Regions from separate parts of the Homo sapiens genome. Here region 2 is linked to region 1. Evidence: read pairs that join two places in POLR2A ChIA-PET (ENCODE). Cell type or tissue: GM12878. All regions are shown on one strand. Each heading gives the region's core, and the rest is flanking DNA. Links, peaks and the distances in the headings are about the cores only. Region 1 holds the start of LINC03102 (long intergenic non-protein coding RNA 3102). Region 2 overlaps ANKRD13C (ankyrin repeat domain 13C).

Region 1 (5,369 bases), core at 370-5,369:
TCTTCTTTCACTAAAAAACCCATTCCTGTCTCTGTTCTAATTCTCTTGTTTCTAGCCTTTGTCGATCTAAAAATAATTTTAATTATGAATGTTTCACTTTATCTTTTCCTTTTCATCTCATTGACTCAGCCTTTCACTGTGCTCCTGGCATTTTTTCTCCTTCTTCCTCCAAATCAGTCTGTAGGTTTTATCTGTCTCAAAGGAATTTCTTCCTTCAGGAACTTCCAGCTGTTATTGGCTCTGGTTTCCTTGGCAACCCCTGCTTCTCAGATTTTTTTTCTGATTACTTAAGAGAAATTTTACAAAATCACTGATAACCACTGATCAGAAACCGTAGAAGAAAGGGAAAGTGCTCTGCATTGCCTCTGAGAAAGGAAGGGGGCAGATTTAGAGGAAAGAGAAAAATACTGAGACCCAGGGAGATGGAAGTAAAATGTGTGAATTAAGTATTGATTTACATGGTTTGTTATTTTCATCTGTCAGTGTACTGCTGTGTCGTCAGATTTCAGAGACAATTACCTCATTAGTTAGATAGCCCTATCATCTATCAAACAAAATACTCCTAGATCTTGTTCAACCATTGTGGAATGTAGGAAATCATATTCCAGATTATTGTGAGAATATAAAACACAAATCTTCAGAGAAGATGAAAGAAAAAAGATGTAGACTAAACTTGCACTAATATTTACATTAGAAACATTATTAGTATGCAATGCAATGAGAATTGAGTAAGGTTAGTAACTACAGATCCTAATTGGAAGTCTGTTGATATATTTAAAAAATATAACGAGTGAGATTTTATTTTGTACAGTACTGCTGTTCTGTATTTCATGTTACCATACTACTGCTTTTGTTAAATGAAGACACCAGGACAGGGATTAGGTGCTTTGTGTAGGGCTAATAGAGATACATAAATTTCTGGCAAAATTCACAACGTTCTTTCTTAGAGACAGATTTAACTGTCTAGTCAGTGTTTGGTGTTGGTGAGCACATAACTATCTAACAAAACTCTCATTAGAAAAAGTTGAAAAACATTCATTTTTCAGAAGCTTTTTGCTATTCAAGGCAAATTGAGCATTATTGAGTTAACTACACCAGGAGAGAAATTAATTTGCTAATTTGTAGAACTACAGAGTATTACCTAGCAAATTCAGTAGTTTAGTTCTCAGGGTTTTTTTTTTTTTCCTTTTGGCATGGAGTCTAGCTCTGTTGCCCAGGCAGGAGTGCAATGGCACAATCTCGGCTCACTGCAACCTCTGCCTCCCAGGTTCAAGCGATTCTCCTGCCTCAGCCTCCCAGGTAGCTTGGATTATAGGGGTCCACCACCACGTCCGGCTAATTTTTGTATTTTTAGTAGAGACGGGGTTTCGCCATGTTGGCCAGGCTGGTCTCGAACTCCTGGCCTCAGGTGATCCACCCGCCTCAGCCTCCCAAAGTGCTGGGATTACAGGCGTGAGCCACTGCGCCTGGCCAGTAGTTTAGTTCTATACTTGAATTGATGGATTGCATTCTATCTTGTAAAATTTGAATAAAAAGTAAATACAGTGTTTACCAGTGAAGTTATTTACTCATTACATATTGATATAATTGATAATCACTACATATTTTATCATATTGAATTCAAGACACTGTGATAACAGATTTTTTTGAAGCAAAATCCTGTTTTAAGTCTTTGGATATAGTACTTTTGCTGACCACTCTTGCATTTGTCTCTCCAACATTATTCCCCACCTCATTCCCATTATGAAACAGTTCACTGTTTGGAGAGCTGGGCCCCACCTCCGGCTCCGAGATCAATCCTGATTGGGTGAAACTAATCTGAGTAACCCCTCCTTCACAGGGGTTTGTCAGATAACCCAGGCTTGAGCCAATCACCGTTCTCTGGGACACAGATTGGACTGAGTTATCTTGTAACTGTCATACTCCAGATTTATGTGGGAGCAGGAACTCCTTTGGACCTTAAGGAGGAAGCACGTGGCTGCTTTTACCTGCTGGCAGTTATCTTGTGTTCTTGAAGGAAGCAGGCCTGAGGAGGACTCCTCATACAGAGAGAAACACCGAGAGATTCACTGAAAAACTGACATGGGATCCTGAGGGGCCACTCTTGAAGACTTATCTCTGCACCTTTCTGGTATGTAAGTCAATACATTCCTTTAATTTAACCCTGTTTCAATTGAATTTATTGTTACTTCTACATGAAAAACAAAAAGTCCTAAATGATATATCTACTCTTTGGCTTCATGTAAGAATTCAAGAGTGTAGCAGCTAATTTCAGTGTAGTTATATTGGGATTATTTAAGAAGTTTATTTAGCATCTCATTACTGAGTCTGCAGTTGTCTTAGTACCTTGTAGATACTTGGGGTTTTGTGTTCTAATAGACTGATTAATTCAACAACTGCTTATTATTAATATAAGCATTCACTCCCTGTAGGGCACTGTGCATACAGCAATGATCAGCATGATTCCAGTGCTCAGAGAGCTCCAAGGATTAGTTGAGACCAGACAAGAATATCAAGGAGGCATGCAGAAGTTACAATGGGAAATCAAAAAGAAGACAAAGGAGGGACACCTAATTCAGAACGATGGGTTTGTTGGATAGGAGAGAAAAGGAGACGAATGGGCAGGTATCATCAAAGATTCCTAAGAAGAAGTTCCTAACTTCTGTTTTTGTGCCATTGACTCTTTGGCAGTGTGGAGAAACCCAGGGACCCATTTTCAGAACAGTGTTTTTAAATGCATAAAATATTTTGGATTAAAAGGAAACTCTGAGTATTGAAATACCTAACAAAATATTTTAAAAGCAAATTTGTAATACAGTAATGTATATGCTTCTTTATTAACTAATTAAAGAACAAGATATAGCAATGAGCATACCTATTAAGATAATTTTAGAGGTACTAATGACTATAAATGAAATTTTGAGTTGTCTGCAGCAACTGTTATGTGAAATGAAAATACCTGTGGTTTTTTTGGTTGTGAAGTCACAGGTACTACTAATGCTAATACTATTGTGGTTTGTGGCATACGTTCATAATAGAATGACATGCTAAATTTTATTTGGAAAGTTAGTTCAACACAATTTCCTGGCTCTGAATTCTATGCCAAGTTAAAAAAAAATTTGTGCTAAGAAGGGATAAAATTTGATGTAATTCTTTTATTTATTTATTTATTTTTTTAGACAGAGTCTCGCTCTATCGCCCAGGCTGGTGTGCAGTGGTGCAATCTCACTGCAACCTTTGCCTCCTGGGTTCAAGCCATTCTCCTGCCTCAGCCTCCCGAGCAGCTGGGACTACAAGCAGACGTCACCATGCCTGGCTGATTCTTTTTGTATTTTTCAGTAGAAATGGGGTTTCACCATGTTGGTCAGGCTGATCTTGAACTCCTGACCTCAAGTGACTTGCCCACCTCGGCCTTCCAAAGTGCTGGGATTACAGGCATGAGCTACCACGCCCAGCCCCAGAAAGCTTTTCTGATCATCCAATTTCTATTTTCCCCAAATAGAATTAATGACTTCCTTTTCTATATTGTATTGGGAGCTTATATAATTTCAATCCTTGTATTTTTCATAATGTATTACAATCATATTTCTATCTTTTTTATAATATATTGTAATCTTACATTTCTGTCATTTTTACAAGCCCTTAAAAATAATGGATGGGGCCAAGTGCAGTGGCTCACACCTGTCATCTCAGCACTTTGGGAGGCTGAGGTGGAAGGATCACCTGGGCCCAGGAGTTCAAGACCAGCCTGACCAACATAGTGAGACACGGCCTCTATAAAAAATAATAATAATAATGAATGGGCTGGGGGCAGTAGCTCACACCTGTAATCCCAACACTTCAGGAAGCCGAGGTGGGTAGATGGCTTGAGTCCAGGAGTTTGAGACTAGCCTGGGTGACATGGCCAAACCCAGTCTCTACAAAAAAATACAAAAATTAGCTGGGCCCTGTAGTCCCAGCACTTGGGAGGCTGAGGCGGGAGGATCCACTTGAGCATGGGAGGTGGAAGTTGCAGTGAGCTGAGATCATGCCACTGCACTCCAGCCTAGCTGACAAAATGAGACTCAAAAAACAACAAAAAATAAGTCTTGGTGTGGTGGCTCATGCCTGTAATCCCAGCACTTTGGGAGGCCGAGGTGGGCGGATCACCTGAGGTCAGAAGTTCGAGACTCAGCCTGGCCAACATGGTGAAACCCCATCTCTATTAAAAATACAAAAATTAGCTTGGCATGGTGGTGGAGACCTGTAATGCCAACTACTTGGGAGGCTGAGGCAGGAGAATTGCTTGAACCCAGGAGGCGGAGGTTGCAGTGAGCTGAGACCACACCATTGCATTCCAGCATGGGCAACGGGAACAAAACTCTGTCTCAAAAATAAAATAAAATAAAAAATAAAAAAGGATGATATTTATTTATTTATTTATTTATTTTTAAAGACAGGATACCTGTCACTTAGGCTGGTGTGCAGTAGTGCAATCCTAGTTCACTGCAGCCTTGGACTCCCAGGCTCAAGTGGATCTCCCACCCCAGCCTCTTGAGTAGCTGGGACTGCAGGTGTTTAGCACCACAGGTGGCTAATATTTTATATTTTTTGATAGAGATGGGGTTTCACTATGTTGCCCAGGCTGGTTTCAAACCCCTGACCTCAAGTGATCCTCCTGCTTTGGCCTTTCAAAGTGTTGGGATTACAGGTATGAGCTACCACACCTGGCCTGAATATTATTTTTGATATGTATGGTGTTTGATTTTACTGGAGGGATACTTATGAGTTTCCACATTCCATGGGTGACATCCATGGGTGACAGCCACTAATAAAGAAATTTCAAATTCAGACTCTAGTGATAGAATACTTCACAAGTATAACGGGATATTATTTGGTGTAGGTTTTTAGTAATAGGATGCTGGCCACTTACCCTATACACACGCTTTGAATATTGGTGTTTTCAAGATTTTGTTCTATATGGACCTTCTTAATTTCTCATTCTATAAACTTTTCTTTGGGGAACTCACCCACTTCTGGAGCATTAATTACTGTGTAATGATAACTTCTGAATCCAGCCCATACCTAGTTCTCTGTTACCTAAGGATCACTTGCAAATATCTAAAATGTAGAACATCTAACTCCCTACAGATAAGCAACTTTCAACTCAATATGCTAAGATTGAACTCATTTTTAAAAACCTCTTAAACCTTTTTCTGCCTCACTCTTACTAACTTGGTTCATGCTCTCATCATCTGATTTACTGCATACTTCTTTAAAGTTCTGTTCTTGATGCATACTTCTCTAAAGTATGAGTGACTGAATTTTCTTTTTTTTAATTTTTTTTTTTTTTTGAGACCAAGTTTTGCTCTTGTCACCCAGGCTGGAGT
Region 2 (5,387 bases), core at 186-5,185, 94 kb after region 1:
TTAATCTTTGCTTTTCACAGCCAAGCTATTTGAAAGCCTACTTTTGTCTCTCTATTCTTACTTTCTATTTACAATTATATTTTAAATGGGGGAAGGTATAGGGACATGAAGGGAGATAAGTTTACTTCACTTGAGTTGGTAAAATTATGACACCGGGAAATTGTGATACAGACACACACACACATACACACAATAATGTATACCTAGAGCAGCCACTATAGAAGCTGTAAAAAGAGATAACTCAAAAACACCATAGATAAATTAAAATGAAATTCTAAAAAATAGGTAACCTAAGGATGGCAAGAAAAAGAAAACAGAGAAATGAAGAACAGAGAGAATGAACAGAAAACAAAAAATAAAATAGCAGACCTAAGCCCTAACATATTAATAATACCATTAAATGTAAATGGTCTAAATATACCAATTAAAAGATAGTGATTGGTAAAGTGGATTAAAAAACATGATCCAGGCTGGGTGCAGTGGCTCATCCCTGTAATCCCAGCTACTTGGGAGGCTGAGGTGGGAGAATTGCTTAAACTTAGGAGGCTGACGGAAGTTGCAGTGAGCCAAGATCGCGCCACTGTACTCATTCCAGCCTGGGTGACAGAGCAGGATTGTTTCAATAAAAAAACAAAACAAAACAAAAACCATGATCCAATTGTCTGCTATTTTCAGTAAACTCACTTGAAATATAATGATATAGGCCGATTAGAAGTGAAAGAGTGGAAAAAGATATATCATGCAAACACTAATCAAAGGAAAACAGGATTGGCCATATTAAAATTAAGGCAGATATCAGAGCAAAGAAAATTATTAGAGACAGAGAGGGACATTATTTAGTGATAAAAGGGTCAATCTATGAAGAAGATGTGACCATTCTAAATGTATATATACCAAGTAACAGAGTTGCAAGATAGATGAAACAAAAATTGAAAGAATGGAAAGGAAAAATAGATCCACAATTATAACTGGAGACTCAACACCCTTCTCTCAACAATTGATATAACAACAGACAGAAAATTTGCAAGGATGTAGATCAACAACATCATAAGCCAAAGGATTTAATTGGCATTTATAGAATACTCTACCCAACAACAGCAGAATACACATACATTTCAAGTGCCCATGGAACATATACCAAGGTAGACCATATTGGCTATAAACAAACCTGAATATATATAAAAGAACCGAAAATCATACCGAGTGTGTTCTCTGATTACAATGGAATTAAACTAGGAATTAATATTAGAAAAAAGACAAGAGAATGTCCAAACACTTGGAAACTTAAAGAGCACTCTTCTAAATAATCTATATGTCAAAGGGAAGTCTCAAAGGAAATAAAACAATAAATTGAACTGAATGAAAATGAAATTGCAACATATCAAAATTTGTGGAACATAGCTAAAGCAGTGCTGAGAGACAACTCCCAGCAAGATATTTTTATAGACATAGGCAAGATTATTTTAAAATTTGGATGGAAAGGCAAAGAACCTAGAATAGCTGTATTAGTTTGCTAGGCATTTAGATCAGACAAATGAAGAGTATGTTCACACACACACAAAAAGTACACAAATGTTTATTTTATATCAGCTTTATTTGTAATAGCCAAAAACTACAATTTGCAACAGGTAAATGAACAATGATACACCTATACCGTGGGATATACTATTCACCAATAAAAAGATTGAACTGCTAATACATGAAACAACCTGGATGAATTGCTTGAGAATTATACTGAGTAGAAAAAAGCCAATCCCAAAAATTAGATACTGTATGATTCCATTTATATAAAGTATTCGAAGTGAAAACAACTGTGGCAGTGAACAGTTGAGTGGATGCCAGGGACTACAGAAGGGGTGAGGCATAAGAGAAGCAATTGTGGCTATAAAAGGGCAACACTGTGGGATCCAACATGAGGACAACATGTGGTTATGGAAATATTCATCATGTTTTACTATACTGTCAATATCCTGATTTTTATGTTGTATTATTTGTAAGATGTTAAAGTTGGATAAAATTGAATAAAGGCTACAGGAAATCTCCCTTGCTTCCTCCTTCCTTCCTTCTTCCCTCCCTTCCTCCCTCTCTCTTTCCTTCCGTCCTCTTTCCCTCCCTCCATTCCTTCCTTCCTTCCTTCTTCTTTTCTTTTCTTTTCTTTTTTTTTTTTTTTTTTTTTTTTTTTGAGGCAAGGTCTGACACTGTTGCACAGGCTAGAATGCAGTGGCATGATCTCGGCTCACTGCAACTTCTGCTTACCAGTCTCAAGCCATCCTTCCACCTCAGCCTCCCAAGTAGCTGGGACCACAGACATGAGCCACCACACCCAGTTAATTTTTGTATTTGTCGTACAGATGGGGTCTCAACACTTTGTTGCCCGGGCTGGTCTCAAACTCCTGAGTTCAAGTGATTTATCCACCTTGGCCTCCCAAAGTACTGGGATTACAGGTGTCAGCCACTGTGCCTGGCCTGTATTATTTCTTAAAATTGCTTGTGAATCTGTAATTGTCTCAAAATAAAAAGCATATTCACTTCCTTAGTTCATTACAGATTCTCTCTTCCTGTTTATTTATTATTGATCCTTATTGTTAAATGTAGTAGAAACTTTTCTGTTTTTATACTAATCTCTTCAAGATTTGACTTTTCTTATTTTGAAGTCCTTGGCTCAATGAATAACTGAGACAAGTCATTGCATTTTCCTCTGACTTCTTTGATAGACTCTCTCTTGGTTTTCTTCCTCCCTCTCTGGCTGCTCCTTCTGGAGCACATCTCCCTCTTCACTCTTGTCACCTTGTATTATATTCTCACTACATCTGCCAAAACTCCAGTTATAGTACTACCCCGGTCACACCCTTCCGTTGGCTTTCCACCTGATCCAGAATAAAAGCTGGTCTTTTTTTTGGCCTAAACTCCACCTGATCTGGCAGCCTATTTCCCCTCTGACCTCATCGCCTGCTAATCTTCCTCTCATTCATTTGGCTGCAGCCACATTGGCCTCCTGGCTGTTCCGAGATTAAACCAGATACTTCCTTTGAGGGCTTTTGTACTTCGTGTTCTTCTATTTGGAATTTTCGTCCTCCAGGCAACTGCATGGTTTGTTCTTATCTCAGGTCTTTACTGAAAAGTCCCTTCATTGAGGTTTTCCTTTGGCCACCCTATTCAACAGCTCGTACCCCCAACACTGAGACTCCCTATTCTACTGTCATGCTTTATTTTTTTCTAGATAGTCATCATCATTTATTTGTTGTCTGACCCTCCCAACCAGTGTAATCTCTATAATTGCATGAATTTTGTTTCTTATTTAGTGATGTGTATCCAAAACCTAGAACGGGGTCAGCAAACTTTGTCTGAAAGATAATAAATATCTTAGGCTTTGTGGGCTCTATGGTTTCTGTCACAACTACTCTTTTTGGAGAATGAGAGAAGCCATAGATAGTAAGTAAATGAGTGGGCATGTTGTGTTCCAAAAAAGCTGTTTACAGACACTGAAGTTTGACTTTCATGTAATTTTTTTTTTTTTTTTTTTTTTTTTTTGAGATAGAGTCTTGCTCTGTTCCCCAGGCTCTAGTGTAGTGGCGCAATCTTGGCTCACTGCAACCTCCGCCTCCTGGGTTCAAGCGATTCTCCCGCCTCAGCCTTCTGAGTAGCTGGGATTATAGGCACCCGCCACCACACCCAGCTAATTTTTGTATTTTTGTTAGAGATGGGGTTTCACCATGTTGGCCAGGCTGGTCTCAAACTCCTGACCTCAAGTGATCCACCTGTCTCAGCCTCCCAAAGTGCTGGGATTACAGGCGTGAGCCACCACGCCCAGCCTAATTTTCACTTCATGAAATACTATTCTTTTTTTTCCCTAAACATTTAAAAATGTAAAATACTTTCTTAGCTTATGGGCCCTACCAAAATAGGCCTGGCAATAGGACTTAGTGTACAGACCCCTGGATTAGGATAGCATCTGCATATAGTAGGTACAAAGGAATAATTTTTTCCCCCAGAAATAACTGGAAACTCTATAATTGTTATGTTGATTATTGTGTTTAAATCTAATTAAGGTATTTTGTTTTCCTTTTTACATAAGAACATAACTTTCTGCAATAAAATACTAGCTTATATCAGTTAGACTTAATTTACTCTGTGCCCTTACCCTAGGTAGACACTTGAATTAGCTTTCATATACTCATTTCAGAGTTTTTTTAAAAATGATTTATTATTATTATTTTAAATAGAGACAGGGTCTCCCTATGTTGCCCATGCTGGTTTTGAACTCCTGGGCTCAAGTGATCCTCCTGCCTTGTCCTCCCAAAATATTGGGATTATAGGTGTGAGCCACCACACCCAACCTCATTTCAGAGTTTTAAGGGAATTTCAGAGTTTCTTTATTTTACATATGAAATCCCTGAGGCTCATGAGTAAAATGATTTATAGGAATCTGAATCCAGGCTTTATGATTTGTACTCATGTCAGTAACTCATATGAGGAATAAAACTAAACATTTAATTTAATGTGTATTTGTTCATTTTATTTATTTTACTCTTTCTGATTCTTATGTAATCATTAACTTGCTCATTTTAATTGCTAGATTTTACTTAAACAATTTCAGCTAGAAATATATTTCATTTGGAAGATTAGGCTGTGGTGGTATGATATTTTTCCATTTCTGATGAGACTGTTTTTATCCCACACATTTAAGTGATAGGTTGTTTTTAATGTTTTAAAACAGAAAAGGATTAGAGTATTTTACTTGGGCTAGTAAGAATGAAAATAAATCAGCTCAAAGAGTCAGAATAGTAAATATACTATAATCTGAAGAGAAAAAAGTCAGAATGCAAAAAGCACAAAAGTAGCTGTCCCTCTGCCCCAAGAAAAAGAAAAAAAGACTGGTAGAATCTGGCATTATATTCTTAAGACTAGGAAGGCATGGGATCTTGAGTTTTCAATATAATGCTGGATGCCTGAATGTCTTTTTCTCCTCACTAATCAATACCCAGAACTCTCCCTGAAACACACACTCAGTACTACATATATTTGAATTCTTCTGGTTCTTGAGTATTTTTTTTTTTTTTTTTACATTTTAAGGAGTATGGACATCTCCAATAGTACTTTGTAGTCTATGAATATTAACATTTGATTTTACAATGCTATCATTGATGTTCTCTCTGTAGATATACCTGTGTTTCCCACAATCACAGCCACTGTGACTTTTCAGGAGTTTCGATACGATGAATTTGATGGCTCCATCTTTACTATACCTGATGACTACAAGGAAGACCCAAGCCGTTTTCCTGATCTTTAACTGACGTGGAAAAGGATGCCGTCTAACCAAGGAAAGAAAATACAGAGACCCTAGAAGTGGATCCAAATAGAAGGGACAAATGCTTTCAGTGAAGAAA

The links. Peaks named below come from ENCODE experiments on the same cell type or tissue, not always from the same donor. Only the 100,000 strongest peaks of a DNase experiment are listed, where the experiment ranks them.
Region 2: POLR2A ChIA-PET joins it to region 1 with 12 read pairs; 10 of 35 experiments call an interaction of 5 or more read pairs at or near these places.

What each region holds. Positions count from the first base shown.
Region 1 is chr1:70,357,059-70,362,427 of GRCh38, reverse strand. All of the region lies in intron 1 of ANKRD13C-DT (ANKRD13C divergent transcript), which reads right to left. It overlaps LINC03102 (long intergenic non-protein coding RNA 3102), which reads left to right and starts at 1,991. Exons shown (of 2, transcript NR_183713.1): 1 at 1,991-2,131; 2 at 2,433-2,869. RefSeq lists a silencer at 1,866-2,059 and an enhancer at 3,296-3,355. In GM12878, for the core only: no CTCF peak of the experiment used is centred there; no DNase peak of the experiment used is centred there.
Region 2 is chr1:70,262,620-70,268,006 of GRCh38, reverse strand. It overlaps ANKRD13C (ankyrin repeat domain 13C), which reads left to right. Exons shown (of 13, transcript NM_030816.5): 13 at 5,160-5,387. The coding sequence ends at 5,290. Among named protein-coding and RNA genes, the nearest start is that of SRSF11, 44 kb to the right of the region's middle. In GM12878, for the core only: no CTCF peak of the experiment used is centred there; no DNase peak of the experiment used is centred there.